Regions from separate parts of the Homo sapiens genome. Here region 2 is linked to region 1. A link is a loop called in an ENCODE intact Hi-C map of the cell type or tissue named here. Cell type or tissue: HCT116. All regions are shown on one strand. Links, peaks and the distances in the headings refer to the core of each region. The heading gives the core; the rest is flanking DNA.

Region 1 (7,694 bases), core at 3,571-7,570:
ATCTTAATAAAATGGTAAGAGTACATAACACTAGGGAATACGAAACAACTGATAGACAATTGCATGATAAAAGTGCCTCAAATGTTCTGTACTATATGAAGAAGGGGATTTTGTAATAAATCAGTTGAAAAGTAGAACGTAGCATTAAGTCTATATCCCAGAGGCTCCAAGTAAAAGAATGACCAGAATAAGAGGAGGTCCATCAAGGAATCGTTCTTGAAGGAAATGAGACTTTTAATCTGAGTCTCAAGAGAAAAACTGAACATGAACCACTGAGATAGAGAGGAGAGTATTTCAGAGAAAAACACAGCAGACAGAGGTTGGGGGGAGAGGGAGGCAGATGCAAAACACAGGCCCTGAGTGACAGTTGCTGCACCTAGATCCCTGTACAGTGGGAGTTGGTTTGCAAGGCCGGCCTCCCCCTGTAAACAGAAATTCTCCCTGTAACCTTTAGGGTCAGATTGCTCAAGAAGGCTCTTGAAGAAAGGCATAAAGACCCTTTTGGATAATTTGTACTTAATGCACTTTTTCCAAGGCAGAGTAAAGAATGGCACAGTCCTCTCGTTCCCTGAAATGTGGCCCACGGGCAGGCCCAAGATGTGTCTGACAGGTCCTGTCACAGGGCTGCACCGCCTCCCACCTCTCCCACGGTCCACTGCACAGGACGGCTTTCCTCACAGCCCCCAGGCTTACCACCTGGCCAATTACACCTCTACAAGGAAATCCTCCCCTTCCCCCAGGCAATCTGCTTATCATGAGCCTGTGATTAACCTCATTAACACACCGGTTTACCACAGACGTCATTAGCAGTCAGTCAGACATTACTCAAAACCATTAGAAACAACAAGAACAGCCGTTACCCAGTTCAGTGCAACCAGCCTGGTGCTCCCCAGCTCTGGGCCTTGGGGAGCAGTTAGTCAGGCACCTTAGTCACGAGCTAAATGCACACCGGAAATGAGGCTGACATCCAGAGCTCTTGTTCTTGGGTGCCCGGGAGGATTACCCTCTGTGGCCAACTATCCGGGGATGGCAGTCCAGGCCTCGTGAGCATGTGCAGGGCATTCCTCCAGGAAAAGATTACTAGTGCCTGGGACAGGGAAAAATATATTCCTTTAGAAACCTTCACAGCAGAGCTCTGAATTGGGACGATCAAAATAGCAGTTTCCTATCCCACAGCTGCCTCCCAGAAACTAATTAATGCTGTGGATGTAGCTTGCTAATTATTTTCAACATCACCACCATCCTGAGCGGTCCCTGTGGAGGCCAGTTGCCTCTGCAAAGTCTCCCCTGACTCAAGTGGCACACTCCCCACTCTCCTGGGAAGGGCAGTTCCAGGCAGAGCCAGCACACACGATTGAAAGTCTATTTACCCACAAATTAGTTCAGTGTTTTTATTTCAACTCCAAAAGCTGTCAGTTTTGTAATTACAGGAGACATAACTTCTAGACAGCGCTTGCTGCTCAGCCTAAGAGTTCTCAGCCTGAGGTCCAAAGCTTCCCCAGAGGGATATGAGGGTAGAATTTAAGAAGTCTTTAAATTTGGATGGGAAAAAAAATACATATTCATTTTTACTAAAATTGAACTGAAAATTAGTATACCCATAGATTATGAGGGCAGGCGGTGACCCACAACAATCTTAGCCCTGCCTGATTTTTATCTCCCTAGATGCGTCCATCTCACATTTTGGTTATCGCAGATATCTGAGATACCACTTATGCTTATCCCTAACTCACAGTTATGGGACTTATTAGACTTACAACAAAATATTTTTATTGAATGCATTTATCATGCAGCACATACATTAATTTATTACAAACTTATTTAATATATTGATTGCTATATTTCCATATCATAGATTTTCTTTGTAATCCTGTATATTGTATGCATTCATTTAACATGTAATTCTGAGAAGGGGGTCCATGATTTTAATATACTTCCAAAGGTATTTATGCCAACAAAATTAAGAATTTTTGAGTCAGACATATGGCAAGTGCTCTGTAAATCTTTGCTGATTTCCTAAAAATATATATTAATATAAACAGTTCTTGACTTTCCACATATGATTATATTTTCTTGCCTTTTTCCTAGCAGTCCGTATAAAACGGAGGAGTTAACATTCAGCATTTTTATGGATTGCTCTCCTTTTTGTGTTTTGAATATTTCAGGTTCTTATTTTCTACCACTGTCCCTTCTACAAGCAGTACCCCTTCCTGTGGCCAGGAAAGAAGATTCCAGCGCCCTGGGCAAACACCACAAGTGTGCGCAAACTAATCCTCTTCTTGGAGACCACTCTGAGTGAGCGGGCCTCACGGGGCTCCTTCCATGTCTCCCAAGCGATCCTCACCCCCAGAGTGAAGACCATTGCCCGGGGCTTGGTTGGGGGCCTCAAGAACACGCTGGTTCATAGGTAAGAATTTGCTTCCACCCCACAAGGAAAGCTTTTTAAAAAATATTTATCTTGATTCTATTCTGAGTAAATCGCAGTAAAGCCATGTAGTCTGAGGAGTTAGAAAAACAACAAAACAAGCAAAAAACTTTGTATTCGAGAAAACCATGCAGTTGAGGTGGATTGTATTAACAAAGGCTCTCTAAACACTTTGTTCATAAGTACACATCATACCATAAATACTGTACTCTCTAAATTTTGCTATAAGGCAAAGCACATTGAGCCAACACCATGTCTGTTCACTCCTGGTACCTGGCCACATGGGGTCCTGCCTGTGCCTCGCAGCTGACCCAGGCACTCATTTAAGAAGCATTCAATATAGGCTGCTGTCCTAGGTGCTAAGGATTCAGAGCTGGCCCTTCAAGAATTTGTTCTCCTTTCCATGGTGACCATGAGTCACTGAAGAAGCAGCTTAGGATGCCACCCACCATGCCCATGCTGTAGCTTCAAATACTTCCTCAGGGCAGAATTGAGCCTGGTTGTACAATTAGATAGCAGAAGCTTCAGTAATTTTGTATCAGATGGTGTTCCTTATCCCGGACACCAATGAATGATAGATGTTCTCAAGAAAAAGGATGGTTTATTTGTATGCGTGTTTGTGTGTGTGCGCGCACATATATGTGAGTGTGTGTATGTATGTGTCTATGTACCTGTACATGTGTATGTGTATATGTATATGTATAAAAGGAATGTTATAAATACATTTGGATAACAGGGAATCCCTTGCAATCCAAGCTAAGGAAGCTAATACGTTTGGGTAGCAAAAGATATTTACAAGAATCAGTTTGGTCCCTGAGTTTCAGGTTGACGAGCAGAGTTCAGATAATGAAAGATTCATCCAAAAACATGTTTCTATTTATTTGGTCCTGAGTTTAGGTAACATGAGTTCAGATAACAGGAGTTCACCTAGCAGGAGTTTAGACAGCAGGACTAGATTTTTCTTTCTTGGTGAGAGCTCCTGATTATGTCAACCATGGACAAAACCAGAAAGTGTTTTCTGTGTGGCTCTACTAAGTCTTGACTGAATTCATTATGCTGAACTTGGAAAAGTGAATTTTATAAACCAGCACTATATCTCTTTGAAAGATCCCGAATTAGAAGCTTTATTGTTTTAATAATATGTTTGTGTATCCACACTGTTTTCCTCATGCCTCTGGTATATTTGTAGATCAACATTATTTATATATTCATTCAACAAACATTGAGCACCTAGGAAGAGCTAGGTACAAAGATTCAAGGTGAATATTATACTGTCTGCTGTCAAGGAACTCACAGTCTAGCAGCAGAAACTGGCATGAAAATTTCTATAAAGCAATGTGAAATACCACTGTGAAGAAGTCTGTGCAGACAGCCATACTAATAATGGAGAGGGAGTATTTAAAAAACTAAGGATAAGTTATATCTGTATACCATATTCTGAATATCAAATGGCTTTTTGCAGATGATTTCATTTGATTCTTAAATCAAGTCAGCCTCTAGGATGGCACATTGTCTACAGCATATTATCATCCCCTCTTTAGATGGGATTCAGGGAGCTTAAGTGACCCCAATCCATACAGCTAGTAAAAGTCAAGAATACCTCTCAGACTCTGGCCTTCTGATCGTTAGACCACTGCCCTTTTCAGCGTTGGACACTGACTTGGATACTGCATATTTTTGTGCTTATTCTTTTCTGTTCCACAGGCCTGCAGTTGTCTTATTAGTACCTGAATCTGGTAATATCTCACAGGTTATAACTAGTAACCCACAATGTCACAAAGCTTTTCATATCTGTACATTCCTAAAACTTTAATCTGGCTGCAAGTGAAACATTGGCTCTTTCCTTTATGATGAGAGATAATGATGTTGGCATGCGCCCAAAGCCAAGGGATCCTACTATGCCAGAGCCCTTGCACTACTGCTAGCAGCAAGCCAATGTCCCCAAGCTTGGAAAGATACTTTCTTTGGCATCTCGCCCCCCTGCCGGCCATAAGAATATTGCAAGTATGCATGCATTCCTAGTCCTGCACATCAACTGAAGGAGGAAAATATAGCTCTGGTTGAGTTTGTTCCAAAAGGCCAGTGCAGAGTGTGGCTGTCATTTCCTCTGGGCTGTTGAACAAACATAGGACCTTCCCCTGTGTGCCAACACCCAGAGGGTCTGTCCTAACAACTGGTCGCTGGCACTGGTGGTCAGCTCAAACCAAGAAAAAAAAGACAGGGTATATTTTCTTACAAATGTAGAGGTGGTTTCTCGGCAGGGATTTAACCCCCTAACTCTTCGATAAACTTTGGAGCTAAGATCTTGTTCATTTTGGTTCAACACCGTAGAAGGAAGCCACAAGAAATATAGCCATTTGACTCAATTTCCATGGTGGTTTCTCCCAGACTTATAGAAACCTGAAATTCAGGTTCATGGCACTCTCACTGAAATCATATGAAAATGCTTTGCCTAAGCTTGAGGACAGAGCATCCATGAACTCTATAAGGGAACATGGACTGAAATCAGAAGGCCTGAGAGTGCAGCCTGACATGCTCCCTGTTCCAGGGTGCATTGTGTTGTGCCCCGTCCCATCCCCGCCATCCCCAAGCTCACATATTGAAGTCCCAACTCTCAGTTACCTCAGAATGTGGGTACATTTGCAGATACGGCCTTTAAAGAGGTAATTAAGTCAAAACGAGGATATTAGGGTGGGCCCTAATCCAGTCTAGCTGGTATCCTTAAAAGAAAAGGAAATTTAGACACACAAAGAGACACCACAGATATGTGTTCACAGAGGAAAGGCCATGTGAGAATGCAATAAGAAGGCGGCTGTCTGCAAGCCAAGGACAGAGGCCTCAGGAGACATGAAATCTGATGACACTTTGATCTTGGATGTCCAACTTCTAAAACAAGAGAAAATACATTTCTGTCATTTAAGCCAACCAGTATGTGGTGTTTTGCTATGGTAGCCCTAGCAAATCAATGCAGTCCCTGAGCAACAGGGTGGCCGTGGACAAGTTTTCTGAGGTCTCTGAGCTGTGGTTTTCTCACCAGTTAAACAGGATTAATAAACCTCATCAGATTGTAGCCTTAACATGAAAATGCCAGCCACAGTGGCTGGCAGAAAATAGACATGCCATCCCTATTTGTAAAGACACCCAGAAACACTATGGACCACCCTTGTTCCCAGCTGGGCCCCAAGGTCAAAGGGAAGTTTTTAACCTCCTGCTCTGCCATCCATGGGAACTGTTGCCTCACGGGCCTGTCAGCACTGTCAGGTTCAGCCTTTTGCACAGATCCCTTGTCCTGGTAAATACCAAGAGCTGAGAAAATAAAGTAGCTCCTCTTCACTGTGGGTTCTGCATTTCCCCTTCTTCGTACTTAATCCTAATTATTTGATCCTTGCCTTGGAGAAGGTTGACACATGCTACCCGAAGCTGACACAGAACTCTTTGTCACTGGAAACCACAGGTACATACCTTTCACTGCATTTCTCTGCTCAGGCTCCAGGGATCCTCCAAGGTGAGGAGGCTCTGGCTGCAGTGACTGGAGTTACAAGCCTTTAAGGCTCATTTCCCTGTAATGACCAGCAGAGGGCGCCTGCACCTCATACTTCAACACTGACTCAGGCTTTTAAAATGAAGTCTTGAATCTATCAGGTTCAGTACTACTGTGTCCTTGGTGTGGTTCCTTGTGTATCCTTGGTCTATCTTTAAGGAAGTCTGTATTTGCAGCTTCTCACTTCCAAACCACAACATGTTGTCACGTAAGCAGGAGGATGTGACCTCTTTAAGGTGTAGTTTCTTACTCCCAGCCACCAAATATTTCTACCTCACACTCTTCCAGTTATGATTCCTTACCTTTTTTTTTTTACCACACTTATCATATCACAGAAACTCTTCTAAACACTTTACATGTATTATTTTGTTTAATTCCCCAAAAATCTGTATGAAGCATTATTATTATCACTCTTCAGGAGTCCCCGTTCAAAATGGAAGTACCCCTGGGAGGGTGATCTTTTAAGTCATAATCAGCTATTAATATAAAAATATAGGCCAGGCGCAGTGGCTCACGCCTGTAATCCCAGTACTTTGGGAGGCCGAGGTGGGCGGATCACCAGGTCAGGAGATCGAGACCATCCTGGCTAACACGGTGAAACCCCGTCTCTACTGAAAATACAAAGAAATTAGCTGGGCGTGGTGGCGGGCGCCTGTAGTCCCAGCTACTCGGGAGGCTGAGGCAGGAGAATGGCGTGAACCCGGGAGACGGAGCTTGCAGTGAGCCAAGATCGCGCCTCTGCACTCCAGCCTGGGGGACAGAGGAAGACTCCGTCTCAAAAAAAAAATAAGATGATGGATAGATGATAGATAGATAGATAGATAGATAGATAGATAGATAGATAGATTGATTGATTTATGATATGTGTTTTAGCCCGTGGCTGATTGTAGAGTCCACTGAGAGAGGGAGGAGACCCAGGACTGATTATAGTTATGGTAAGAGAAAAAGAAAGAGGAGAAGGACAAAATGCTACCAAGGCCTGAACAGGGTTGTCTGGAAAACTGAGAAGTCAAGATATGTGCTGAAAGAAGGGCAGGCAGCATCAAGGGAGAGTTTCTTCTGTCTTCTTTAAAGCATTCTCAGCCTACTGAGTATGTATTGAGCTGTTTTTACTATGATGTAAACTGTGAGTACACTTTATTGCTTTCTTCTCTATGCTGCCTGTGGTAGTTTACACTTACTATTAATGCAGAAATTATCACATTGAATTTTCATTATTCCTTTATGTCACTAAATAACTGGCTGTCACCTAGGAAGCCTTTGATTAATAAAATGAGACTGAAAGACCGTTAGTGAGACAACTGATTAAGTATTGGTCTATTAAGAAGCCACACTTAGTGATCGAATAACTGTATATCCATATGAAAAAAGTAAGCCTTGACCTCCTACTTTATACCATAAACAAAAATCAATTTGAGATGGTTCTTAGAGCTAAACCTAAAAGCTAAAAACCATAAAGCTTTTAGAATAAAACATAGGATATGTTTGTAAATTTGGAGTGGACTGAAGTGGTTCTTAGATCACAGAAGCCATAAAAGAAAAAAAATGGACAAATTAGAATCTGTAAAAATTAAGGAATTCGGCTCATGAAAATATGTCACTGAGAAAACTGACAGACAAGCTATAGGCTAGGAGAAAATATTCACAAAATATATCTGACAGAAGACCAGTATCTAGGCTATATAAATAACTTCTACAACTCAACAATTTTTTTAAAAGAAAATGAAA
Region 2 (7,694 bases), core at 3,332-7,331, 270 kb after region 1:
AGGTCCTATCACCATGCCTAAAATAAGACTGATTCAGATCTCAGGAATATAACATATGGTTTTAAGGCTGGTATTCTCTCATAATTATTTGTAATAGAATTTTTATTTGGGACTACATCCCAGACTATTGAGGCTGCTAAGATGGAGATGTGCTACTGTTTAAAAGTTTTAAAGTGCTGAATATGTTTGGATTATCTTTGTCTCTGGATTGGGGTTCAGTGAGAGTTAACTATATTTTTTTAATGGTACCCTGTTAGTATCACCAAGTATTTATATTTTCCTTCATGAAGGAGCTGTACAAGTATTTTGCATCCTCACCATATATTTGGAAGGCAGCTAACTGTAAAAGATGCCACATTCAGCCATATCCAATTGCCACCTATGAAGAGAGAAAAGGAGAAAATTAGTTGGTGTCTTTCCCCCTTTTTTCTTCCACCCCTTCTACCCATCTCTTACATACCCTGGATTGAGGGGGAAACAGTAACTGATTTAGACTGCACCAGTTGCCCTGTTCTATTTCCCAAGGATCCAAAATCGTTTCACTTCAAACCTAAAGAAAAATTTAATTTCTTCTCTCCCCTATTTCTCATAAATCCCTTACTTACTGTACCAGCCATTCCACCAAAAAGGTTCATTTGAACTAGGCTCTGGGAAAGGATATCAGTAAAGAAGGGAAAATATATCAGTAAAGAAGATGATGGAAGAAGGTATTCCAGGTAAAGGAATCAACAGTGTGAGATGTGAAACACATAAGAAAACATAGACCTATTTTAGGAACAGTAAGTTCATCAATTTGTCTAAAGCAGTAGTATTCCCTGATGAAGTGAGTACTACTGTAAAATTTAGTAGTAAAAAAAAATTTACTGTAAAATTTATTGTGAAATCAATCTGAAATGACCAGAATATAATGGTTCAAAAAAACAGGCCAAAGCACTAAGTGTTTATGTTGTATATCACAGGGAGCACTGAAGGTAATGCTAAAATGTTAAAGAAAAAAACTGACATGTATATAGTGACTCTATTTAAAGACAGAGTCATAGAGACACAAGATAGAAGGCTACTGTGATAGTCTAGGTCTAAGATGACAAATAAACACCTACACCAAGATACTGGACTTACCAAAGTACCAAGAAAGGGATGAACATAAGAAGAAATGAGAAAGAATGGTGATGGTATAGGGCAGGCAGTATTCTGTGGCCTGGAAAAACAAACGAATAAAACAGCCTCCTCTTAAGGAACTGACATTCTAGTCAGAGGGAGATGAATGTTTAAAAACAAACTTGATTACAATACAATATGAAAAGTGTTGAGTACATACAAAAGAAAGTGACTGGTACTAAATGGGGCATATATGTCAAGTGAAGTTCCTCAGAGGAGGTGACATGACTTAAAGGGTGACTACGAATTTGGGTTGGGGAGGAAGCTGTTCTTGGCAGCAGAACAGCATGCTAAGGCTCTAAGTTATAAAAGGGTGTAACTGGGAATTAGGAGTAGTTCAGTATGACTAGAGTTTAGGTAACCTGTGGGTGTGGTATGATACTTTATACCACCATGATTTTTTATTGATTTGATACCCTTAAGGAGAGGTAAAATTCATAGATCAGACAGATAACTGAGCCTAGATAACTAGGAAGTTGGAAGGAGAAAGGGATGGGTTGGTGATGATGAATTTTATTCTGGTCTCCTTCCCTTCCATCAATTCACTAAATATACACTAAGCACCTACCACTCGCAAGGAACTGAACTAGGCACTAGGAACGCATTGAAACAAAGCTTGTGCCCATGTGGAACTTTCATTCTAATGTGGGAGATGGACCATAAATAATCAAATATATCTCAAGTAGTAATAAGTGCTATGAAGAAAATGAAGCAGAGTAAAGAATTAGAGAATGATGAAAGCAGCACAGTTTTAATAATTGAATGGTCATGGGAGGCTTTTCTGAGGATGTAATATTTGAGCCAAAGGCCTGAATGAAGTGTGGGAGCAATCTAAATGGCTATCTGGAGGAGAGTATGCCATGTGGAGAGAAAAGCTGATGAGATGGGAGCTTCAAGAAGCAAAGCGAAGATACAGTTGGGAGGGAGGGAGGGAGAGAGAGAAAACAATGAGAAATGAGATCAGAGAGGTGATCAGGCACCAAAGTATGGTAAGGGCTCTGGATTTAAAGATTATAGAAAGCCTTTGGAGGGTTTGCAAGACATGGTTTTGTTTTAAAAGGATCACTCTACTATATAGGGAAAGACAATGAGTGTGAAAATGCAAACAGGAGACTTTTTAGGAGACTATTGCATTCAGTTAGGTTGAGAGACAGTGTGACTAGCAACAGGCTGGTAGCAGTGGAGGAGGTGAGAAAGTGATTGGACACAGGAGGTATTTGAAAGTTAATAAGCCAATAGAATTTGCTAAAATACATATTGATTGTGATGTTTCACTATAAGCATTATAGTAATGAGGAAGGTGCTATCTTTCTTAAAAATTAAAGAAGCAGATATATAGATATTTAGATATAGATTTTTTTCCCCTTTTTCCAGGTTTGATTACTCAGGAGTTGGAAGTTCAGATGGTAACTCAGAGGAAAGCACACTGGGGAAATGGAGAAAAGATGTTCTTTCTATAATTGATGACTTAGCTGATGGGCCACAGGTGACTGTTTTGTTAAGTATGATGATAATTACTGTAACCTCGTATTTAAGCTGTTTGTTTTGTTTTGTTTTGTTTTTTGAGATGGAGTCTCGTGCTGTCACCCAGCCTGGAGTGCAGTGGCGCAATCTTGGCTCACTGCAAGCTCTGCCTCCCGGGTTCACGGCATCCTCCTGCCTCAGCCTCCCAGGTAGCTGGGACTACAGGCACCCGCCACCACGCCCGGCTAATTGTTCGTATTTTTAGTAGAGATGGGGTTTCACCGTGTTGGCCAGGATGGTCTCGATCTCCTGACCTCGTGATCCGCCCGCCTGGGCCTCCCAAAGTGCTGGGATTACAGGCGTGAGCCACCACACCCGGCCTAAGCTGTTTCTTTAGATATGAAAATGTTTTTATTTAATTTAAATGTTTAATCCATTTTGATATTTGATTTAAAATGATTCTATTTTTACTTTCTAATTTTTTATTGTACATATTTTGTTTTATGTTTATAACCTGTTCTATCTTAAAGACCTAATGTTTTATTTTATTTTATTTTTAGATTCTTGTTGGATCTAGCCTTGGAGGGTGGCTTATGCTTCATGCTGCAATTGCACGACCAGAGAAGGTCGTGGCTCTTATTGGTGTAGCTACAGCTGCAGATACCTTAGTGACAAAGTTTAATCAGCTTCCTGTTGAGGTAAGTCAAAAGTCACTTTTGCCACCTCAATATATTTACCGCTTATACTTCTTCTGCTCCCTCTTTCTTTGAGGGAAGGGGGGACAGAAAACAATAATTCCTTTGACTTACTGTGCTGGCCCAACTTTTGTCTTAGCTGCCTTTCTGTACACAACCTCTTTTCTATCTTTAACTATTTGTCATCTTGTTTAAGATTTCGTTTCTTCATAGTCTCTTCAAATCATTCTGCCAAATATTTGAGACACATTAACAATATCACACTTTGAAGTTTCTTTTTTTTTAGCCACATTTTCTTTATTATTACATTTACTTATTTGAATCATACATCGTGATCTCCTTTTGGTCCTCTTACTTTGTGGCATATGGGGAGTAGTGCCTGTTCTTATGACTATGTTAGAGTGGGCTAATGAACTGAAACTGCAGTCATCCCTTGGTATCTGAAGGGGATTGCTTCCAAGACCTCCCATGGATACCAAAATCCACAGATGGTCAAGTCTCTGAGAAAAAAAATGGTGTAGTATTTGCACATAATCTTGTATAATCTAAATCATTGCCAGATTACTTAAAATACCTAGTACAATGTAAGCGCTATGTAAATTGTTGCTATACTGTATCGTTTAGGGAATACGGACAAGAAAAAAAGACTGTACACGTTCAATACAGAGGTAACCTTTTTTTTCCAGATATTTTTGATACAAAGTTAGTTGAATCCATGGATGCAGAAACCATGAATATGGAGAGCTGACTGTCTTTGTTTTAGCCTAAAAGCAGCCTCAGTTCCTCCCAACAGAACTCTCCAGACAGATATTGTCAGTCAGAGTGACAGAGACACAGAAATTAAAGAAAACAGAGCAGTAGTTAAAAAATATGGTCCCTAGGCTAGCAGCAGCAGCAGCACCTGAGAACTTGTTAGAAACCCAAATTCTTGGGTTTTACCCTGAATCAGAAACTGGGGGTATGGCCCAGCAGTCTGTGTTTTAACAAACCTCTTGTAAAGTTTGAGAACAATGCTTTAGAGAATGGGGGAAGAGGAGAAGGAGGTTCAGAAATTTAAAAAAAAAGAAGAAAAAACGTATGCAGTGTTGAATAGTAGAATGTCATTGATTTGCCTCAAGTTCTGCATTAATACCTGTGCCATATATTAACTAAGTTCATTCTTAGTTCACGTTGTTTTAAGCTCCTTAAGAAATAGCATTGTGTGTGTATTCAGGTTTCTCATATTATTTCCTATCAGAGCTGAAATTACAAAGCTGGTCTTCCTTGAACTTATCTCCTGTTTCTGAATTTTGTTCACTTTCTTGGTGGTTTCTCATACATAGTTGCTCAATGTCTTCATGTTTTTCCCACCTTTGACATTTTGTGGATCTAAATGTGGACTCCTTGCTCCATCCTCTTAACTCAATAATACAGCGCTTCTTGGGTAGGAAATTATCTCAAAGACATAGCAGATTGAAAAGGAGTTGATTTTTGGGGGTTGGGGGTTTATTGTATTTTGTAATTATTGGTAAATGACAAAACCTGTGTACATTTGTTTTGGTTTTGTTTTTATTTGGGGGGGTTTTTAGGGTATCTCTGTTGCCCAGGCTGGAGTGCAGTGGTGCAGTCATTGCTTACTGCAGCCTTGACCCCTCAGACTCAAGAGATCCTCCCACCTCAGCCTCCTGAGTAGCTGGGACCACAAGTGCACACCACTATGCCTGGCTGATTTTTGTATTTTTTGTAGCGATGGGGTCTCGCCATGTTGCCCAGGCCGGTCTTGAACTCCTAGGCTCAAGAGATTCTCCTGCCTTGGACCCCCAAAGTGCTGAGATTAGAGACACAAGCCACTGTGCCTGGCCATGTACATTTCTCTGCGTGTGTGTGTGTTCACATCAGTCAGAGTGAGCATAGGGTAGATACTTTCTAATTGAGAAGATTTATAATCTGCAAATCAAGGCATTTTTTGCTAATACTTACTCAGATAAGCAGTTGTTAACAGAAGCATGTTGAGCCCTTGGTTAACTTAAAAGCATGTATAAGGAAAGAGCACCAACACTAAGACCGCTATCTCTTCTCCACATAAACAGCTAGCCCTAACAATGTCAACGGAGCAGATGTGGAGATTTTTACTATCTTTTATAACCCTGGGAATAGTAAGCCCAGCATTTCTCATTTCTTCTCTAAGAACTTGACCATCCTCTTTAACTGACTCTAATCATTATCACCTTCTTTGGACACTAGAGGGCCTCAGACATGATGCACAGCTGTTGGGAATGTAAGCTTCTGAACCACATTGCCTTGATAAGTTTTGTTGATGTAGAACTTAATATATTGTACATTTTCTTTGGGTAATGTCTTTGCTGTTTCTGAACTTTTTGTTCTTGAGGACTTGAGACATACAACATTTTATAAAGTTAACTTTGTTCTTCAGATGGACCATTTTCATTCAATTCAGTGGCAGGTAGCAGAGCTAGTTGGGGGCCAGGGATGCTTAAAATGAAACTATTATTAATTCAGTGTCGCCTTAATTAGCAAAGCCTCCACTTCAGCTAATAACCAGTGGGACTAAGTTCTATCTGCTGAAGTATTTACAAATTCAGAAACAATCCTGAGTAGCTTGAGGATAGCTAAATGTCATCTTTACTTTAAATATTTGGTTCATATGTTGTTTTAATACAGAGAATGCCATGATATTGATATAGATTTATATACATTTTATAGTTTTGTAGAATTTCATTAATTTTAAATCATTTGGAGACATATTTAGAAGTACAGTTTTTTTTTTACTGAATTATTAAGTCTTTTTGGAATTAAAAATACATTAAAGCCTAAGTACATATAGATTATATTATGTCATACATATTTTTTAAGTTCTTGTTTTCCTTTTTACATTTGCAATAAATTAACAATTTTAAACATGGGAAAATCATAGTATATTTGTTGAAACTTTAAATTTTTCAAATATGTGTAGCTTTTCTTTCCTTATTTTTTAAAATTTTTGATAAGATGTCCATTCCATTTTTCTAGAAATGCCCTTAATATTATATGATTGTAACAGTCTTGAAACTATTCATAGCTTGATTTTTGTTTTAGTTTTAAGCTGTGATCATCTTTCCAATAATCTATTATATATAAATAAACTTTTATGCTCAAAAGTGTTCATGACAATACCACAGTATGAGATGGTCAAACTAATTAAGTCAATTATGGTGGACTGCTGTGCAGCATTTAAAACCTTTTCATAGAATTTTTTAAACCCAGAAATATATGTACTAAATAAACAGCATAGAAAACTGTATATGAATGTGTAATATGTATGTATTTTACATATTACACAAAAACCAAAACACATATAGACAAATATTGGAAGGAAATAAGCCATATATTAATGGTTTTTCTCTCCATAAGATAGGATTATGGGTGATTTATTTCTTTAATTATTTTTATGTTTTCTATAATGACTGCATGTTACTCATTATACAAAATTCTAATTTTTTTAGAAAAATTAAGATAAATTATATAAAAAATAAGAGTTCTCAAAAAGTCAAAGGACATGTATATTTCATTTTAAGGGAATAAATATACAGATATTATTGTTTGGCTTTCAGGAAGTATGTGGAAGACTTCTTTGTCATCCAGAACAAAAATCAAATTTTTTCTCTTTTATAGGACTCTGGAAGGAAAAACTATATTTCTTTACATTCAGCCTAAAATTGCATGAGTATGTGTATGATTGTTACAATGTAATTACTCTTATTTTTTTATTCTTAGTTCTGTGTTTGATTCTTTCTCTTCTTTCCCTATGCCATATCCATTTTAGCTACTTATAAGCACTTTTAGGTTTACAATTTTGAAATCTAAACAATGTTTATTCTAAGATTTGATTTTATTTAAATATGAATGATACCTGGACTGATTCCAAGAAATTGTAGTGCTTTTCTCCCTCTTCATTTTTCTTTTCAGTTGGGGTGAAGCAACATCTGATTTGAGATAGTGTATGATAAAATTAAATAAATTTAAATTTAAGTTTGAGTCTTAGCCATAACAGTTAGTAGCCTAGCCCTGAACTGTTGCACACAGTATTTCATTTATCTAAACCATAATATCCTCTTTTATAAAAATAGAATAATAACAGAATTATTATCAGAATCTTATGGAATAATATGTATAAAATACCCATCACAGTACCTTGCATGTAGTAATTATTGATAATTATTATTGTTATACTTTTGTTATCTCTATCCTCTTATTCAAGAACTGCTTTCATTAGATTACTTAAAACTATTGCATGTGTTAATGTTGCCTAAAGTCACAAATACTTTTATTTTTCTTTCTTTTTCCAATAGCTAAAAAAGGAAGTAGAGATGAAAGGTGTGTGGAGCATGCCATCAAAAT

What was found. Hi-C counts contacts between places; a loop is a spot of excess contacts. Peaks named below come from ENCODE experiments on the same cell type or tissue, not always from the same donor. Only the 100,000 strongest peaks of a DNase experiment are listed, where the experiment ranks them.
Region 2: a loop joins it to region 1, with 4 times the contacts of the local background. A loop is called at or near these places in 3 of 110 quality-filtered maps.

Annotation. Positions count from the first base shown.
Region 1 is chr3:111,711,722-111,719,415 of GRCh38, forward strand. PLCXD2 (phosphatidylinositol specific phospholipase C X domain containing 2) reads left to right here. Exons shown (of 4, transcript NM_001413064.1): 3 at 2,166-2,407. Among named protein-coding and RNA genes, the nearest start is that of PLCXD2-AS1, 38 kb to the left of the region's middle. In HCT116, for the core only: CTCF peaks have their summits at 4,410 and 6,003 (motif pointing right); DNase peaks (open chromatin) are centred at 4,398 and 5,980; H3K27ac peaks cover 1,447 bases.
Region 2 is chr3:111,983,732-111,991,425 of GRCh38, forward strand. It overlaps ABHD10 (abhydrolase domain containing 10, depalmitoylase), which reads left to right. Exons shown (of 5, transcript NM_018394.4): 3 at 2,533-2,644; 4 at 3,183-3,320; 5 at 7,646-7,694. Among named protein-coding and RNA genes, the nearest start is that of ABHD10, 8.6 kb to the left of the region's middle. RefSeq lists enhancers at 2,275-2,776, 2,777-3,276. In HCT116, for the core only: a CTCF peak has its summit at 5,530 (motif pointing right); a DNase peak (open chromatin) is centred at 5,540; H3K27ac peaks cover 1,540 bases.